Regions from separate parts of the Mus musculus genome. Here regions 2, 3 and 4 are each linked to region 1. A link is a contact called in ENCODE Hi-C or POLR2A ChIA-PET data. All regions are on one chromosome and are shown on one strand. The core of a region is the stretch at or near the end of the contact, and the rest is flanking DNA. Distances in the headings are between cores, read along the strand shown.

Region 1 (4,110 bases), core at 507-3,006:
CCATGACCAAGGCAACCCTTATAAAGGACATCATTTAATTTGATCAGGCTTACAGGTTCAGAGGTTCAGCCCAGTATTATCAAGGAAGTAGCATGGCAGTATCCAGGCAGACATGGTACAGGAGAAGCTGAGAGATCTACATCTTCATCTGAAGGCAGCTGGTGGAAGACTGACTTCTAAGGCAGCTAGAATGAGGAGAGTCTCAAAGCCCACACCCACACACCTACTCCAACAGGGCCAAACCTTCCAATAGTACCACTCCCTGGGCTGAGCATATACAAACTATAACAAATGGTTTATTTTCTTGTTTGTTTGTTTGTTTGTTTTCGCCCTCAAAACAGAGATTCACCTGCCTCTGCCTCCTTAGTGCTGGGACTAAAAGTGTGATGTACCACCGCAGCCAACATCTCAGATTAAAAAAAAAAAAAGATCTATTTATTTATTATATGTAAGTACACTGTTGCTGTCTTCAGACACCCCAGAAAAGGGAGTCAGATCTCATTACAGATGGTTGTGAGCCACCATGTGGGTGCTGGGATTTGAACTCAGGACCTTTGGAAGAGCAGTCAGTGCTCTTAACTGCTGAGCCATCTCACCTCAGATTTTTTAATGGTTCTTTTTTTTAATGATTTATTTATTTATTATATTTACATATTTACATGTATTATATTTACAGCACACTGTAGCTGTCTTCAGACACCCCAGAAGAGGGCGTCATACCTCATTATGAATGGCTGTGAGCCACCATGTGGTTGCTGGGACTTGAACTCAGAACCTTTGGAAGAGCAGTCAGTGCTCACAACCGCTGAGCCATCTCTCCAACCCTTAATGGTTCTTTTATCCACTCTTTCCTATTTGAAGATGGGATTTCTGGTAGTGGTGGGATGTGCTGCAATCTATGTTTAGTGATAATCTTCCACACCAATTTGGCCTTGATCAATTGGTGTTGGGTTTTCGCTATCCCTGTGTTGTGCCAGCATGCCTCTTGATCTGATCTGTTACAGAAGATACTGTGTCAGGTACCACTTTCCATAGATGAAAAACTAGATGCATGCAGTTACAAGAGGGAAATGTAATGCTTACCAAGGATTTCAGCATTTGGGAGATGGAAATTGGAGGGTCAGAAATCCAAGGCCAGCCTCAACTACATAGAGAGTCTGAGGCCAAACTGGGCTACATGAGATCATCTCAACGTCCAACCTCCCCAAATTTGAAGCAGTTAAGGGGAATTCAAATACGTGTAAGTGTTGTGATTTCAGAGCCTCTGTCACTATCCAGTTTTTTCAGCATCAGAAAATGTCAGTGTGTGTCGTTCCCCCCACCCCCCAATCCGCACAGGGAGGCAGGGAACTTGGCTCTGCTAGGCACATTTTGAACACAATAAAAGTTGCATGGGTTAGACCCTATGCCAAGCACCTGAAGTTCCAGATACTCAGGAGGCTTAGGTAGGAGAATATTTTAAGCCCAGAAGTTGGTCAACACAGCAGAGATCTTAGCTTAAAATAATTCATAAATAAGAGGCTGGATGAGTGTAAAGAAGATAAATAAAGAAACGTTTCGGAGGTCTGTAAGGAGGGTTTACGTTAGGGGGAAGTGGGTTCAATCACATGCCAGGATGCCAGCTGGTAAATCCTCTCCCAAACAACCAATCCTTAGTCTCTACCTAGAACTCCGCTTTACCAATGACCTAGAACTTGTCAGACACTCCCTTAGCCACGCCCCCAAGCCAAGAACGGTTGTGTCACTTGCGACTAGGTCCCTGGGCCTGAAGAAGGGCGCAGGCCGGATCCTGGCAGTGGCAGTAGGCTCAACACGCGGGGAGCGGGGGCGACGTGCAGGAGGAGGAGCCGGCGACCGGCTCCGCTGTCATGTCGCGCCAAGCGAAGGATGACTTCCTGCGACACTACACAGTCTCGGACCCTAGGACCCACCCCAAGGGTTACACAGAGTACAAAGTAACCGCTCAGGTGAGGTGGGACCCAGCGGGGGAGCATTACCCTTTTAAGCAGCTCCGGATCCGTGCTGTACCTTAAAGGCAAAGAGCTTCAAGGAGGTCGCGGTTTGGCCTACACAAATAGATTTCCCCTTTAAGAGGCGCCTGAGACAGAAGATTTAAGGCGCCTCACCTCCTGGGGCGGGGCTAAGGGTCATTTTTTAAAGTCTGTGGAGCTTGGCTCTGCGCTTGGCCCGGTACCCCCTCTCTGTTGTTGGTGATGTCTAGATGCGGTCTACGAATTTCTCAAAGCAAGAAAACTCCGGATTAACCTAAATATTCCTTCTCTAATCGCTTAGAGTAACTTTTGGTAATTTTCCCTGCTTGATCCGTAAAAGCCCCACCACCACCTTTTTATTTATCTATCTTTTCTTTTTTTGAGACAGCCCTGGCTTTTGCGAACTCACGATGTAAACTAGACTGGCCCGGAAGTCACCGAGACCCTCCTGCATCTGCCTCCCAAGTGCTATGATTAAAGGCGTGCACCACCAGGACCAACTATAAAAAAAGCTCTTTAAAAGTTTAAATGTATGTGTGTGTGTATATACACATATACACATATAATTTTATTATACTATTTATATATTATATATATATAATTTGTGTGGTTTTAAAAACTCACGCAAAAAAAAAAAAAGACTGGTCTTAACAGATAAGGAAGTCAATAAGCTGAAATTGGTGTTTGTAACAATAAAACTTAGAATGAGCTCGTAGAAACATCAGCATGAAAGAATGCTTTTAGAATTTTACCCAAGGTAACTATGGAGGTCTCCAATGGGAGAAACCGGGTTGCTGCGGAAAGACTGACTATATATTTTCTTGTACTTAAATTTTTTTCAACTTGGCAACTGTTTGATTAGTGGCTTGTCGACTGTTAAAAGGAAGCAAACACATACAAGTCGCTCCCAAAGCAATCTAAGTCAGAGTCTTAGATACGTCAAGAGTGTTCCGGGGGTTTACTTTTTCATGCCAAAAAATACAAATATAATAATTGTCTCTAGGAAGATGCCGGAGGGTAGAAAGGATGACAAGGCATTCAGAACCCTTATGTCTTCCTGTTAGCCTTTTAGATCTAGTCACATGCCTTACACATGCATAGAGTTGTTTTTTTTTTCCAGTGCTAGGGTTGAACTCATGGCCTCCCACATTTTAGAGAACTCTCTCTCTCTCTCTCATTCTCATTCTCTCTCTCTCTCATTCTCTCTCTCTCTCTCTCCATGTCTCTCTCTTGCCACAGCACCCTACAAGATGATCCTTTTTTTATTTTATAGATTTATTTACTTAATTTTTTTCTTTATTTATTTCGAGGCATGTTTTTTCCCTGTAGCCCTGGTTGTCCTGGGACTTGTGTTGTAGACCAGGCTCAAACAGAGATCCATTTGCCTCTGCCTCCCCAGTGCAGCATCCCTAGGGATTAAAAATGTGTACTACCCCTCCTGGCTTATTTACTTAAAGATTTAAAACGTAGTTGTTTTTTTAAAAAACAAAAACATCTGTGCACTCTCCATGCAATACCAAAGGAGGCCAGAAGAGGGTGGTAGATCCCTATTGATTGGAATTACAAGCGCTTGTGTGCCCTCACGTTGGTGCTGGGAATAGAACTTCTGTCCTCTAGAAAGCAGCCAGTGCTCTTAACCTGAGCCATCGATCCAGCTCCAGATTTATTTAATTTTATATGTATGAATATTTTGCCTGTATGTATGTTTATGTACCAAATACAAGCCTGGTGAGATCAAAGGTCAAAAGAGGTCTTGAATCTCCTGGAATTGGACTTAGAAATTATTTCTATCTGCCATCTCAGTGCTGGGAACCAAACCCAGGTCCTTGGCTACAGCAGCGAGTGCTTTTACCTGCTGAATCATCTCTCCTTGTTTCTGGCTGATGTACGTGTCTGTGTGAATGTGTAGCACAACTGCGTGTGGATGCCTGTTGAGGTCAGAGGAAGGTGCATCAGATCTGATCCCCTGGAGCCAGAATTACAAACGATTATGAGCCACATAATGTGGGTACTGTTCTGGGCACTGAATGTAGTGCTTGGAAGATCAGGTCATGCTCTTAACTACCGAGCCACCCCTCCTGTCCCCATCCTTAGATTTTAAATGGGCATCTTAATCATG
Region 2 (4,193 bases), core at 820-3,319, 280 kb after region 1:
AAGGCCTCCTCACCTCTCCCCTCAAATACATTGTTTCCAAAGAAAACTGTCCTTGAAGGCCAGGAGCCTCTGACACTGCCATCTTGCCCTTGAGAACTGGAGACAGTCCCTGGGCTGCTGCAGACTTGTGAGCACACAAATGCTTCATCTGTGCGTGACCAGGCGACCTAGCTTTACACAGCCCTAGGCTTGGTGTGTTACCAATTAACCCTGTTCCTACTAATTCAAAAAAAAAAAAGTCTCAAAAGCTGTTCCTGGGACTGAAGAATAATATGAAGGGAAATTGAAGGTGGTTGAACAATTGCCTAAGCACCTCAAAGTCAGAAAAGACTGACTCCACAGGCTAGGCCCGCCACAGGGAGCCCCTCCCTCCCTCCTGCTTTCATAGCCGCCTCCTGGCATTCTAGAACATTTTAACAAGCAACTCCCTGTTCTTGCAGGCAGTCACCGCCACCCACCACCGACACTTGGAACTGATGCCAGGCGGACATAGTGGTAATGTAATCCCAGCACTAAAAAGGTTGAGGCAGGAGGATGAGCCAAGAAGTACAGGCCAGTATGAGACAAAATGAGACCCTTTCTGGAATTAAAAAGAAAGAAAGATAAATAAAAGGCTGATTAGGTTAGCCCTTGGAGAAGGGTGAGGCGCAGGAATCTACGTGGCATAAGAACCGGTGAGCAAGCCAGCACTTGCCACATAATCACCCTCTGTGCTGGTCACATGAGAGAGAGAGTCACCAGTTTTCCGGGAACGGGAGGGTGCAGTCTAGGCCGGGCCTTGCTTGCAGATTCCATATGCTAGAGGCCGGAAAACAACCCCCTCCTTCCCTCCTCCGGGTTGCTAAGGGAGCCTGTTGTCACTGGGTGGTTTTGTTTGTAGAGTGGGTGTCGAGCCTGGGAGGAGACTTCCGGGCAGTTAATTCTGCCAGCTGCCTTTTTCATTCTGCGTGCTTGAACCAGCTTTTTTATTTTGGGGAGTATGGGGGGGGGGGGATGTGGAGGCAGGTGGCAGAAGAGCTGAGTAGATGCTTCATGGCGGGGTGGGGTGGGGGTGGGGGGTTGTCAGACTGTCCGAGCTCCTCACTGACATGGGCGGTGACAATTCCCCTTTTCAAAACCCTCACTAAGCCCTTGTTTGTGGACAACGTTTGCTTTTGGACCTGTGCTGGACCCCACCCCAAGTAGACAGCCAGCCTGGCTCCCCCAGTGGTCATTAAACCCACGCCTTGAACTCCACCATACACTGTCGCAGAGAAATGCAGCTTAAAAATATTTTTTCTCACTATACCACACCCAAAAGCAAAAATGTTTTCTAAAATCACTTAACTGTACTGGGCGCTCTTCAACCATAAACATTACATACACACATTCATTCTATATGCATGTGTACCATACAAAAGTCTTGCTTTATCATAGCTTGCAACCACCTTTCCCGCAATTTAATTAACCTTAGACGCAATTAAGCATTCCACCCAAGCTGCTGGGATAGTTCTTCCCCACCCCCACCCTGCTGCTGCCCGCACTGACGTCACCCTGCGAGCAGGCGGCGGCAACGCCCGAGAAGTCACGCGCCCGGTCCCGCCCCAACCCCCCCACCCCTACCGCCTGACGCGCCACCGCAGAGATCCCTCCGCCACCGAGTGGAATTTTCCAGGCTTTCTGCCGGCCCTACTTTCGGACCTCGTCGGGGCGTGGTGACCTGAGGCGACCCGTGTACTTTTCCTTCAGCGCTGACATTCGGTGTGACCCTCTTCCCCAACAGCTGACCCTACCCTTCAGCAGCAAAGGGGACTTACTTATCCCCGGTGGTGTTCACCGCCCAAATATCATCTTTGGATATGCCCTTCATCCTGTGACGCACCGCTAGGAGCAGAAAAGGATCATTGAGCAATCTGAGGGAGTGGCGGTTGACGGAGGCCATGACCCGCCCCTCGTGGGCTCCTTTGGCTCTGTGGCTAGGTCGGGGAGGAACTTTTTTTTAAGTGCCCGTGGAGGAATCGTTCCGTTTAGCAGTGTTTGGGTGACGCGACACAAGAGTATAAAAGCAAAAGTTGTAACCTCCACCTGTAGGAGTTAGTGACAAGGAGGGCTCGCTCTTGGGGCTAGTGGTGGGGAGGCAGTGGCCAGTTCAGGGCTCAGATGAGAGAGGTGGCAGAATTAGAGGCAGCCACTAGGATGGGGGTGCGAGGAGAAGCGGGGCTAAGTATAAAGGAGACTAGATTTTGGGACAGTGGACGTGTGGAAGGCAGCTTCCAAAGCGCCTTTAACAATCCACAAAGAACCAGCAGCTTTCAAGACCAGGCTATCCCTGCTGTCTGCTGGCACTTGACGTCCAGGAGGGCACAAGTTTCACAGGCCTACATGGGGGCAGTGTCCTAACTTGAGTGGCAGAGCAGCAGTTGATGGAGACGGGTGGACTGGGGGCCCTTGAAGGCCCCGGAAATCATAGAGGACAGGCAGTGGGGCAGGACTAGGTGCGTAGTGGAGGTCGCCTTTGATCTTGACAAAACCAGCAGACCCCTTTTTTTCCAGATAAGGGGTTGTGAACCCACCTGGGGATGAGGCCTGGTCTTATGGAAGGTGGACTTAGCTTCGCTGGGCGGACAGCTCTGGCCCAGGGTGGTATGTAATTTGGGTGTGGCCTGTCTGCACCCACTTCGGGGTGCGAGGGGAGGCCGGAGGAGGCTGCAGAGACAAGTTGTTTTTACTGTCAGGTCTGCCAGGCGGGGACCATGGAGATTGAAGGCGCAAGTCTTGGGGCCACATTAATCACAACTTTATTTTTCAGATAGCAGTGCCCTCTCTGGACTTTGCCTAGGTTCCGTGCTTCCTCTTCTGTGGTCTCACTCTTCCCTACTCTTGCCCCTCACTCTGAGGTTAAGGGGTCACTTAAAACCTTGCCCCTGGGTCGTCCGGTAAGCCTGTGGAGGATGTAGAGTCGGTGCTGGAGTCTTGGGCACGGCATTTTGGTAAAGGTGGAGGACACCCTGACTGGGCGGGGAGGGATGGTGTTGATTCACAGAGGGCGGGACGTGAGTGTGGACCCTGGGGTGGGCTCACAGCCATGTTTCCGGTCACCCAAATGCTTCATGGACGTGGTTTATCACTATAGTGTTCACCATGGCAAGCAGATGGCACCAGGAGATATGGAGCCCCTGCCAGTGTGAGTCGTAGCAGTGCAGGAGGGCTCACCCTGGAGGAGACAGCGGCCTCGGTTGACGCCTACACAGTGAATTCCAGAGGCTTAGGAAGCGCGTCCCTGCCCTGGGTCCAGGCCTTTCTCAGGAAGCCCTGTGCTCAGGAGGCCATCGTTGAAGTCAGCTTGTAGGGGGTGGGCAGGTGCTTCCAGCCGGAGGGGCCGTCGGCTGTGAATGTTCCAGATGAATGTCTTGTTCTGGGAGCATCATTCTTTGCGGATGCATGAATGGCAGCAGGCACCCTTTTTCATGGGGGTAGAGGCGTTCGACTGCTGCATCTTCTAAACAAGCCTCCATCCAGCCTTTGTAGTTCTGTGCTGCGAACTTGGCCTCGAGAAGATTGCGTAAGGTGTAGGACACTTTAACGTCTGCGCAGCGTGCTGCACTGTAGATCGGGACCCCAGTGACCTCGCCCACCTTCCCTGCTTCTGCAGCCTGCCTGCCTCTGCATTGGTCAGAGGGATTCTTAACTGAAAACTTGTGGGTGTTGGGGAAAGCTGTTGGGTTGTAAATGACTGGTGTGGAGGAATCTTCCTTAGATGGAGCTGGTTGTAAAATGGGTAGGGTTTGTGGTTTAACAGTGGGAAGGCGCAAGTTAGCCACAAATTCTGCCGACTTGGTAGATGCCGTATCTAATTTGGGCTTTGGGACGTCTTCTGGACTAAAAGGGATCCGTGGGCCCGAAGTGGTCCCTGGGAATGGTCTCTCCCAGGGTGTGGATTTGATACTGGGTGGTTGAGTGGCAACAGTGGTTCTGGCCCCTTTTGTTCATTAGCTTTTATGACTTAGGGCCTGGCTGTGTATACCAGGCTGGCCTGGGTTCACAGCCCTGCTCAGATGACAGTGTCCTGAAACAATGGCCTTCCAAGGTGAAACCTGAGTTATGGATCAAGCTTGGGAATAATACTTTTGGCACCAGATATGGGACTTGTGGGAGAAAGCAGGGCTCAGCTTGGCATTGGTGGGTTGAAGGAGTCGGGGTGCGGGTGAGGATTG
Region 3 (4,061 bases), core at 440-2,939, 400 kb after region 1:
CCCAAGACCCCCTAGCGAAAGGCTTAATGGGCGTGAGATGCGAATCTTCCCTCTTGCGGGCAAGGTTGGAAGCTGGCCCTGCAGCAATATGAAAGCGGTCAAGTCTTTTCCCCTTGGGCTCTACGTTTTCGAACCCAGCATGCCCTTCCGCCTTGCTTTGAGCCTTTTGGGAAGGAAGGAGCCGCCCATCTTGAGGAGAGAAACTTTCCACCTCCCGTGCTGGGAGGAGTTGGCACAGGAAATGGGTGGGCCGGAGCTGCCTGACCCAGGGGCCCATCCCCATGAATAGGGAAAGGTCCAAGAAGAGTCTTAGAGTTGGTGCCCCGTGAGCTGTAGGGATTGCTGGGAAGGAGGGGTGTGGAGGCCGAAAGGAGTAAACAAGTTTCAGTTTGTAGACAAGCCTTGGAAGGGAGGGAGATGGCAGCCGGGCTCAGAGCATCGTTTCGCCTGGCTCAGGCCCCTGTGCTGCAGTCTCAGAGCACCCAGCCTACCCCGAGACAGCACGAAGGACCTGTAGGGTTGCACATAAACTGCTTCCGTAGAGAGGAAGCAGAGGACCACAGCGATATGATAGACAAAACTGGGTGTTCAGCCCACAGGAATAAGCCTGCACATTCTCAAAGTTGCACCCAAGCATCCTCATCCCCACCTCCTACCATAGTCACTTGCCTGCTGAAGATGCCGATAGGCTAACACGCCTGCAAGACCAGACATCCTAACCAAATTGAGGGTTACCAGGCAGGTGACACGTTGATGTGTTGCTCCAGGCCATCTCTCTAGCTGGGTATAAAACACCTTGCAAGGCTCATTACAGTGTGAATTGGATGTGTGAGCGATAAGGAGTCTAATCTAGGTGTTAACACAGCAGCTAACGCCCCAGGGACTTCCCAGGGGAGGAGCAAAAACCACCCATGTACATATTTTCTCTAGTTCTGATAACGGATTGCGCGTAATGAGACAAAATCAGCCCAGCCCTAAGCCAACCGCTTTCCCCATCTTCAGACTTCAATGACATACATAAAAGATAGAACTGTAATTGGCCCCATTTAACAGACTTCAAAACTGAGGCGCAGAGTGTGTGCTTTGTTCAGGGTGGCACTCTTTAGTAAAAACTAGTGAGTTTGAGGCCAGCCTGATCTACAAAGTGAGTTCCAGGACAGAAAAACCCTGTCTCGGGGGGGGGGGGGGCACCAGACAGACAGACAGACAGAACCTTTCACTGCTTGTGAGATGTGAGGATTGTTTTCCCTTGTGCCATATGAGGAGTCAGGTTTGGAGACTCTAGGTATATCTCACCAAGGCTGGCTCTGGGGCTCTGCATGGGTGCTAACAAGAATCTCCCACCCCAGAGTTAAGAACCGTTAACTCTGGCTCAGTGGACGGTTCTTTTCCTTTCTAGGTCTCTACTTTACAAGCTTGGGAAATGGGGTACCAACCAGTACCAAGGTTGCAGATATAAGGGAGACAGCAGAGGCAGCTCTTTTGGAGGGTGGCACCAAGTTGAGGGCTGCCACCTCTTGGAGCTCACACGTCACCCTAACCCCATTTGACTCGCGGGCGCCCATCAAACCGGCTTTGCGATCGGTACTCATTCCTTCCACCCCCGAACCGGGTACCCGGGTGTCCAAGTCCGGACGCTAGATCCCGGAAGCAGGGTCGCCCCGCCCCGCGCTGCAGCCCCGCCCGCCTTCGGACGCGGGGCGAGGGGGGGGGGTGCGGCTCCAGGAAACGGCGCGCTCGCTACTCTTGAGCTGAGACCAGCTCGACGCGCCGCGACGGCCCCGCAGACTCAGCCAGCCCACCAGGCGGACCCCGGGCAAACTCAGCCTAGGTCTAAACCTCAGACATATCTACACGGACGGGGCGGACAGATCCGGTGACAAAGAAAAGAGCTCCAGAGACCATGGGGACCCTGGCTGAGCCAGCAGTGGTGGGCAAGAGGGAGTCCCAAGCCTGAGAAGAGATCCGGCAGAGTTCCTCAGGCCATGACTTCAGTGTGGAAGCGCCTGCAGCGGGTTGGCAAGCGGGCCGCCAAGTTCCAGTTTGTGGCGTGTTACCATGAACTGGTGTTGGAGTGCACCAAGAAGTGGTGAGTAGAAGCGGGGCCTGAGGGAGTCCCCTAAGACTGATGTGGGACTCAACTTAGTTTGACTCGTTTGAACCTGGAAAAAAAATCCTCTCAAGTCTAAAGGCTAAAGGGGTTCCCATCCTAGGTATTCCAGACACTGAAGTGCCTGGCAGGTTGGGGGGACTCCTGTTGTGGAGAACCTTGTGGGGGTCAAGACTCGGTGGCTTTGGGAGAATCAGCCTGGGCCCACATTAAATCGGCTGTGGTCAGGACTCGGGGAGAAGCCCTCAAGCCAAGGACAGCGGTCTAGGGTAGCAGTGGAAAACGGAACAAGATTTTAGGGCTCCAGGGGGCTTTGGGTGGAAAAGACTTCATGGTTCCTAGTCCAGTTCAGGGTGAAAATGTGGCCTTCTCTTTTTCAGCCCCTCCCCCTTCAGCCAGAGTGGGCCCCAGAAGCTGGTGCTGTCTCCACAATGTCCTTAAAAGGGGAAACTGAGCTTGGATGGATAACAGGGAGGCGGGGAGAGGCTTAAAGGGGCCTGAAGTCCTAGGAGCTGGTGGGTTCAGGAGAGGGTCCGTGGAGGGAAAGAGAGTTGGGTGAGGGGACGACTTGCAAGAGAGGACAGGTCTTGTATTGGACTGTCAAGGGCCCCTGGGGGCATCTGGCTCACATGTCCCCACCGGGCAGCTGCCCAGGCCCCTGCGTCACACCCTAAATATATGTGCTCACCGGTGTCAGCTTCCCTTGGCTGGATTAGGGCACAGCTGTGGGGGCCTCACAGGCCAGGCAGGGCTAAATATAGACTCCCAAGGGGGAAGAGCTGGGGTAGGCCGGAACCATGGGGTCTAAGGAGGCGAAGGAGCAGAGGCTGGGGTCTTTGGGGGTAGCACCATTAATCATCAGCCTTGAACATGCTGAGTGTACCCGGAGGCCCTTTATACCGTAAAGGGTAAGGGAGCGTAAGAACTAGTTAGGCTAACACAGCAGAGCTAGCACTTGAACTCTGGCCTCTGGCTCCTGCCCCAGCACGCTGGGTGAGGCCAGAGGGACACTGGGCATGGTTCTGGTGAGCAGACAGACTATACAGACGGTGTCAGTGGGCTGAGTCACAAGTAAATGGGTAAGGCCCCGCTGGGTTTCTTAGCCAGGAGGCCAGGACAGGAAGCTGGCCCCTGCCTAGGTCATGGCTTCCCAAGAAGGCGTGGCGGCCTGAGTCAGGCTACCCAACCAGGCCACACCCTCCCAAGGCACCCGCTATTTCCCTTTTCTGGGACAGCTTGGCTGGGCCATTGCCTGTGGTTTGAAGCCTGGGGATGGTTGCTTACTTCTGGGTCAGAGGACTCTAGACTCAGCTGTGTGACCTTATCTAGCCGGCATCTCTGTGTCTCAGAAACCTCAAGGGTTAACAACAGTAAGCCACTTGTCCTGACTCAGCCTCTAGAGTGGTAGCAGACCTAAGCATCCAGTTGTGGGGCTGGAAAGAGACAGGGAATGCTCTCACACCGCCTTTGCCTGATCCTTTCCTTGACCAACCCTACCTCCCTGGGCAGAGGTCAGCACCTTGTCAGGGCTCAGCCCTGTGCAGCTCTCTCCTTGTACGTCTCTGCCACACACGTTTGCCTCCCCTGAGTCTTTGCAGCATGTTAGATGTTCAGATTAGCTGTCACTGCCTGGCAGTGTCCTCAGACTTTCCTGGGGGCCCACTGCCATCATCCCTTTAGAGTGGTGGCCAGTGGCCCTGGGTTTGAGGAAGTAGAACCCTGCCAGACCCTGCTCAGAGCCACTGAGTGCAGCAAAGGGCTGTCCACAGCCTGCCTACCTCTGTGGGTGGGTGGTGTCTAATGGCAAGCTGACCCTGTGCTGCTCTGGCCTCACTCCTCCCATTTACTGTCAGTCCACCTCTGCCTCTCCCCTTCCCTTAGGTCCTCGCACTTGGCTAGTTCCTCCACCTGGAGCCTTCTCTGCACACAAAGCCACCTCCTCCACTCCTGC
Region 4 (3,850 bases), core at 840-3,339, 320 kb after region 1:
GTACTGTGGCAAGACTACACGGTGGAACTTTCTCCAAGGTCTGCCCCACACAGCATCCTCACCAGCAGGGGCTGCCCTGCCCCACACAGCTTCCCCACCAGTGTGGGCTGCCCTGCCCCACACAGCTTCCTCACCAGCAGGGGCTGCCCTGCCCCACACAGCTTCCCCACCAGTGTGGGCTGCCCTGCCCCACACAGCATCCTCACCAGCAGGGGCTGCCCTGCCCCACACAGCTTCCCCACCAGCAGGGGCTGCCCTGCCCCACACAGCTTCCCCACCAGCAGGGGCTGCCCTGCCCCACACAGCTTCCCCACCAGTGTAGGCTATGCTGCAAAGTTTTTCATTTTAATTCCTATTGCTGCTGAGAAAGATACCTCTGCAGACTTGATTCCAGACCACCAGGTTTTTATTTATTTATTGTGGGTTTTTTGTTGTTGTTGTTGTTTTCATTTTATACAGGGTCTCCACAATGTAGCCCTGGCTACCCTGAAATTCTCTACATAGACCAGGCTGGCCTCAAACTCACAGAGGGCCACCTGCCTCTGTGTCCTGAGTGCTGAGATTAAAGGTGTGAGCTACCAGCACCTGACCCTGACCACCAGGCTTTAAATTGTGACCTTGTTAGGGGGCTGTGCGAGCTTGTGCAAGCTCCCCTATCCTTCCGAGCCTCTCTTACCTGTGGTGTGGGAAGCCATTTTGCTTCTAAAGCTGTGTACAGTTAGTAGAGGTGAGTATGGCCTGCCAGTGGGAAGCCCTTGGTGTGCCACGAATGACTATAGATATGTGCTCTGTACAGATTCACTGTGTGTATCAGGCAGGTGTTTAAATTAGGTTCATTGGCTGAAGACGTACCTTACTAATAGAGCCCTGTCTAGCAACCCTGGGTTATATTTCTAGCACATGAATTGGGGGCTGAGGGGAAGCAAGATCAAAATTTAAATCAGGAGACTGGCTTTTTACATAATGAGACCCTGTCTCAAAAATCAACCAGTCATGCCAGGCCTCTATAATCCTTTAATCCCAGCAGTTGGGACATAGAGGCAGGCAGATCTCTGAGTTCCAGACCACCCTACAACTACAGAGTGAGTTCCAGAACAGTCAGGGCTACACAGAGAAACCCTCTCTGAAAAACAAACACAAACAGACAAAAAAAAAAATCAGTTTGTTCAATCTACCAACCTACTAACTGAAGATCTTCATGTAATTTATTTTTCTTTGAGGCAGGGTTTCTCTGTGTAGCCCTGGCTGTCCTGAAACTTGCTCTGTAGACCAAGCTGGTCTTGAACTCAGAGATCCACCTGCCTCTGTTTCATGAGTATTGAGATTGAAAATGTGCCACACCATGTCTGACCTCCTGTTTGCGACAGAGGCCATGTTTAAACTCCTGCTCTTGGCAGTTAGCACTACAGATGTCCACTGTCACACGCAGCCTTAGTTCAGGATTATTGAATGTCAGAGCCAGAATGGACCTCTGAAGATATCTACAGAGGTATCTTTTTTTCCCAAGAAGAAAAAGGAGTCTGTGTTGGCTGTGGAGGCTGCTGATCATCCCAAGGGAACTTGGTATGGAGCCAGCAGGAGACTCCTAAGGGGCTCCCAGGTCCTGGGTCTCTGCACTTTGTTGACAAAATCAGTTATGCCCACTCTCCACCTCACAGGGCCATACTGCCTTAGTCTGACACCAGTGTTGTTCACTGAAGAGCAAGCCTATAGCTTATAAACTGGAAAACTTGGATTTGTAAGCTTGGCTCAGCTAGACCCTCAGCCTAAAAGGGTGAGAGTCTTGGAATGAATATCTCTTTTGGCAGCAAGGTGGCAAATCTCCTGAGGTAGGCAGTGAAAGCGAGGACTTTCCTCGACCACTGTGGAACAGGAAAAAAGTTAGCCTTCAAAGTCATGGCAGGCCATGACTAGCCAGCATCTTCTGGCTAGAAAAAGTACTTCAAGCACAAAGAAGGCAACTCCCGACTCCCAAGGGGGTCAGAGAGGAAAGCAGTGGCTACTGCAATGACCATGGCAGCCTATCTATATCTTCCTCAGCTCAGAACAACAGCTTCCAGCACATCCCAGCCCTGGACCAATTCTGTGTCAGCTCCGGGTGGTGAGAGTGGTGACAGCCAATGAAAGAGCCAGGAGCCTGTGTGATGCACCAAGCTGGAAATAACCAGACGGCAGGCACACGAGACTGTCTCCATGGTGATCTCCCTTAGGAGCCCTGTTTATGAACTCAGGAAAATTCCATCCAGCCACTAGCTTGAATTTTGTTCTTCCCTCTCATCCACCTCCTCCTGTTCCAAGACAGATATAAAGAAACTTGAAATGTTTAACCCTTTCTTGCGATGTGCCTGGCTCATCAGCTCTAGGGATCTAGGAGGGCTTGGGCATCTACTGGTGATCCATGGCTGCTTGCAACTCAACAGCTTCTACTGCTGTCATCAGCAGTGTGCCCCACTCTGCTTAGTGCTAGAAGAGGGTGGGTAGGCAGGTGGCAGGCAACAGTAGTGACAGCCACCACTTTCAGGAGCCCATCCCTCGAGCCAGGGTCTGTGCTAAGCAGATCACAGCTTCATAGGTGCGTCCCATTTCAGTGAGGGATAAACTGAGTCAGAGAGGTGGAGCTCTGAGGACAGAGCTCTCTAAGTATAGGATGGATGTAGAGGAACCAGCCTGGGGCCATGTGTGGGGGACTCCTGGGGACTGTGTGTGTGGACGTTCTGTGACAGCCAGGATGGGGGGGGGGGTCAAAGTACAAGTGAGGAAGATGGGGACATTTGGGCTGAGTAAGATCGAGCTGATACTCCTACTGGATTCAGGACATCCAAGTCCCCAGGCCTATCTGGGGCTCCGTACCCACCATTCAGCCTATCGAACTGGCCATACTGGGTGATGATATATCTCTGTCTGACTTCTTCAGGCCACAGTGCTGGCTTGCACGGGGCAGATCAGTGGGAGCTGTCTGGAACCTAAGGGAACCTTTGAGAGTCCCCAGCACCAGGTCAGGGCCACACCAAGGATGATTGTGTGGATGACACGGGAGCCTCGTGCAGAATGACCTCATCAAGCTGAGGCTGGACTCCAGGAAGACAGGGAGCATTTTTAACTGTTAAGCTAGCTCACAGGCAGTGATTAAACAAAACCAAGCACAGGTTAACTCAAGATGCCCTCGGTAGGCATGGCTCCACGGTCTGTCCACAGTCAGGGCAAGCAGGATGGATAGGTCCCTTCAGTGGCCAGCACTCTGACATCAGATCTGGACAGAGAAGCCCTAAGAGGGCACAAGCTGAGGGTGGGTTTGGCCCTGTCTGAAGGAAGGGGTAAGGAAGGAGGAGGAATTGAGGCAGAGTGACCTCTGTGACCCGGGCCTTCTGGCCTGGCTCTCTCTGTGGACACCTAGTCCTCAGCTGAAGGAAGGCTTGGAGTAGAATAGTCATGGATGTTTCCATCGACTTTTCCTTTCTCAGTGTTCAGTTCTCAGTCCTGCTGGGTCTAGAGTTCTCAGTGTAGGCTGAAAGGGCTCAGTGAGCTGGGGCTGGGGGTGGATGGGGACAGCTGCCTCCCTCTCCCTTCCTCCCACCAGCAGCTGCTTTTGGCTTTCCTGGAGCGTGAGGTGCTGGGCTGGAATGAGCCAGCCCCAGAAATCCTGATGGTGCTCATTCTTTGGGAATTCGTATGTCTATCTAGAAGCTTCTAGGGGGAAGAGTGACATCTGGGGGAAGGCACAGCTGCTTGGTCACAGTAGTCAGAAGTGGAGCCTGGAATGAGCTCTGGCCTCAGGGTAGTGCAGCTGAGTCTCCAAACAGAATCAATGGATGAGAGCTGCGGTCCCCTCAGCAGGCACAGACTTCCTTGT

Evidence for each region. A loop is a pair of places that touch in the nucleus more often than their neighbours do. ChIA-PET counts read pairs that join two places held with the same protein, here RNA polymerase II (POLR2A).
Region 2: POLR2A ChIA-PET joins it to region 1 with 17 read pairs in embryonic stem cell. The contact joins the promoter of Neat1 here to the promoter of Snx15 in region 1. POLR2A ChIA-PET finds 5 or more read pairs at or near these places in 4 of 5 experiments (Patski and embryonic stem cell).
Region 3: a loop to region 1 is called in a map of heart, with 5 times the contacts of the local background. The contact joins the promoter of Ehbp1l1 here to the promoter of Snx15 in region 1. A Hi-C loop is called at or near these places in 1 of 37 maps with a recorded cell type or tissue (heart). POLR2A ChIA-PET finds 5 or more read pairs at or near these places in 1 of 5 experiments (embryonic stem cell).
Region 4: POLR2A ChIA-PET joins it to region 1 with 13 read pairs in embryonic stem cell. The contact joins the enhancer-like site here to the promoter of Snx15 in region 1. POLR2A ChIA-PET finds 5 or more read pairs at or near these places in 3 of 5 experiments (Patski and embryonic stem cell).

Annotation. Positions count from the first base shown.
Region 1 is chr19:6,125,906-6,130,015 of GRCm38, reverse strand. It overlaps Snx15 (sorting nexin 15), which reads left to right and starts at 1,756. Exons shown (of 8, transcript NM_026912.2): 1 at 1,756-1,967. The coding sequence starts at 1,869.
Region 2 is chr19:5,843,354-5,847,546 of GRCm38, reverse strand. Neat1 (nuclear paraspeckle assembly transcript 1 (non-protein coding)) reads left to right here and starts at 2,069. Exons shown (of 1, transcript NR_131212.1): 1 at 2,069-4,193.
Region 3 is chr19:5,723,945-5,728,005 of GRCm38, reverse strand. Ehbp1l1 (EH domain binding protein 1-like 1) reads left to right here and starts at 1,689. Exons shown (of 19, transcript NM_053252.3): 1 at 1,689-2,089. The coding sequence starts at 1,986.
Region 4 is chr19:5,810,543-5,814,392 of GRCm38, reverse strand. No RefSeq gene overlaps it. Among named protein-coding and RNA genes, the nearest start is that of Malat1, 9.8 kb to the right of the region's middle. Within about 2 kb of position 2,089, at least 2 of the 3 ENCODE cell types and tissues checked have a DNase peak (open chromatin) inside an H3K27ac peak, as active enhancers do.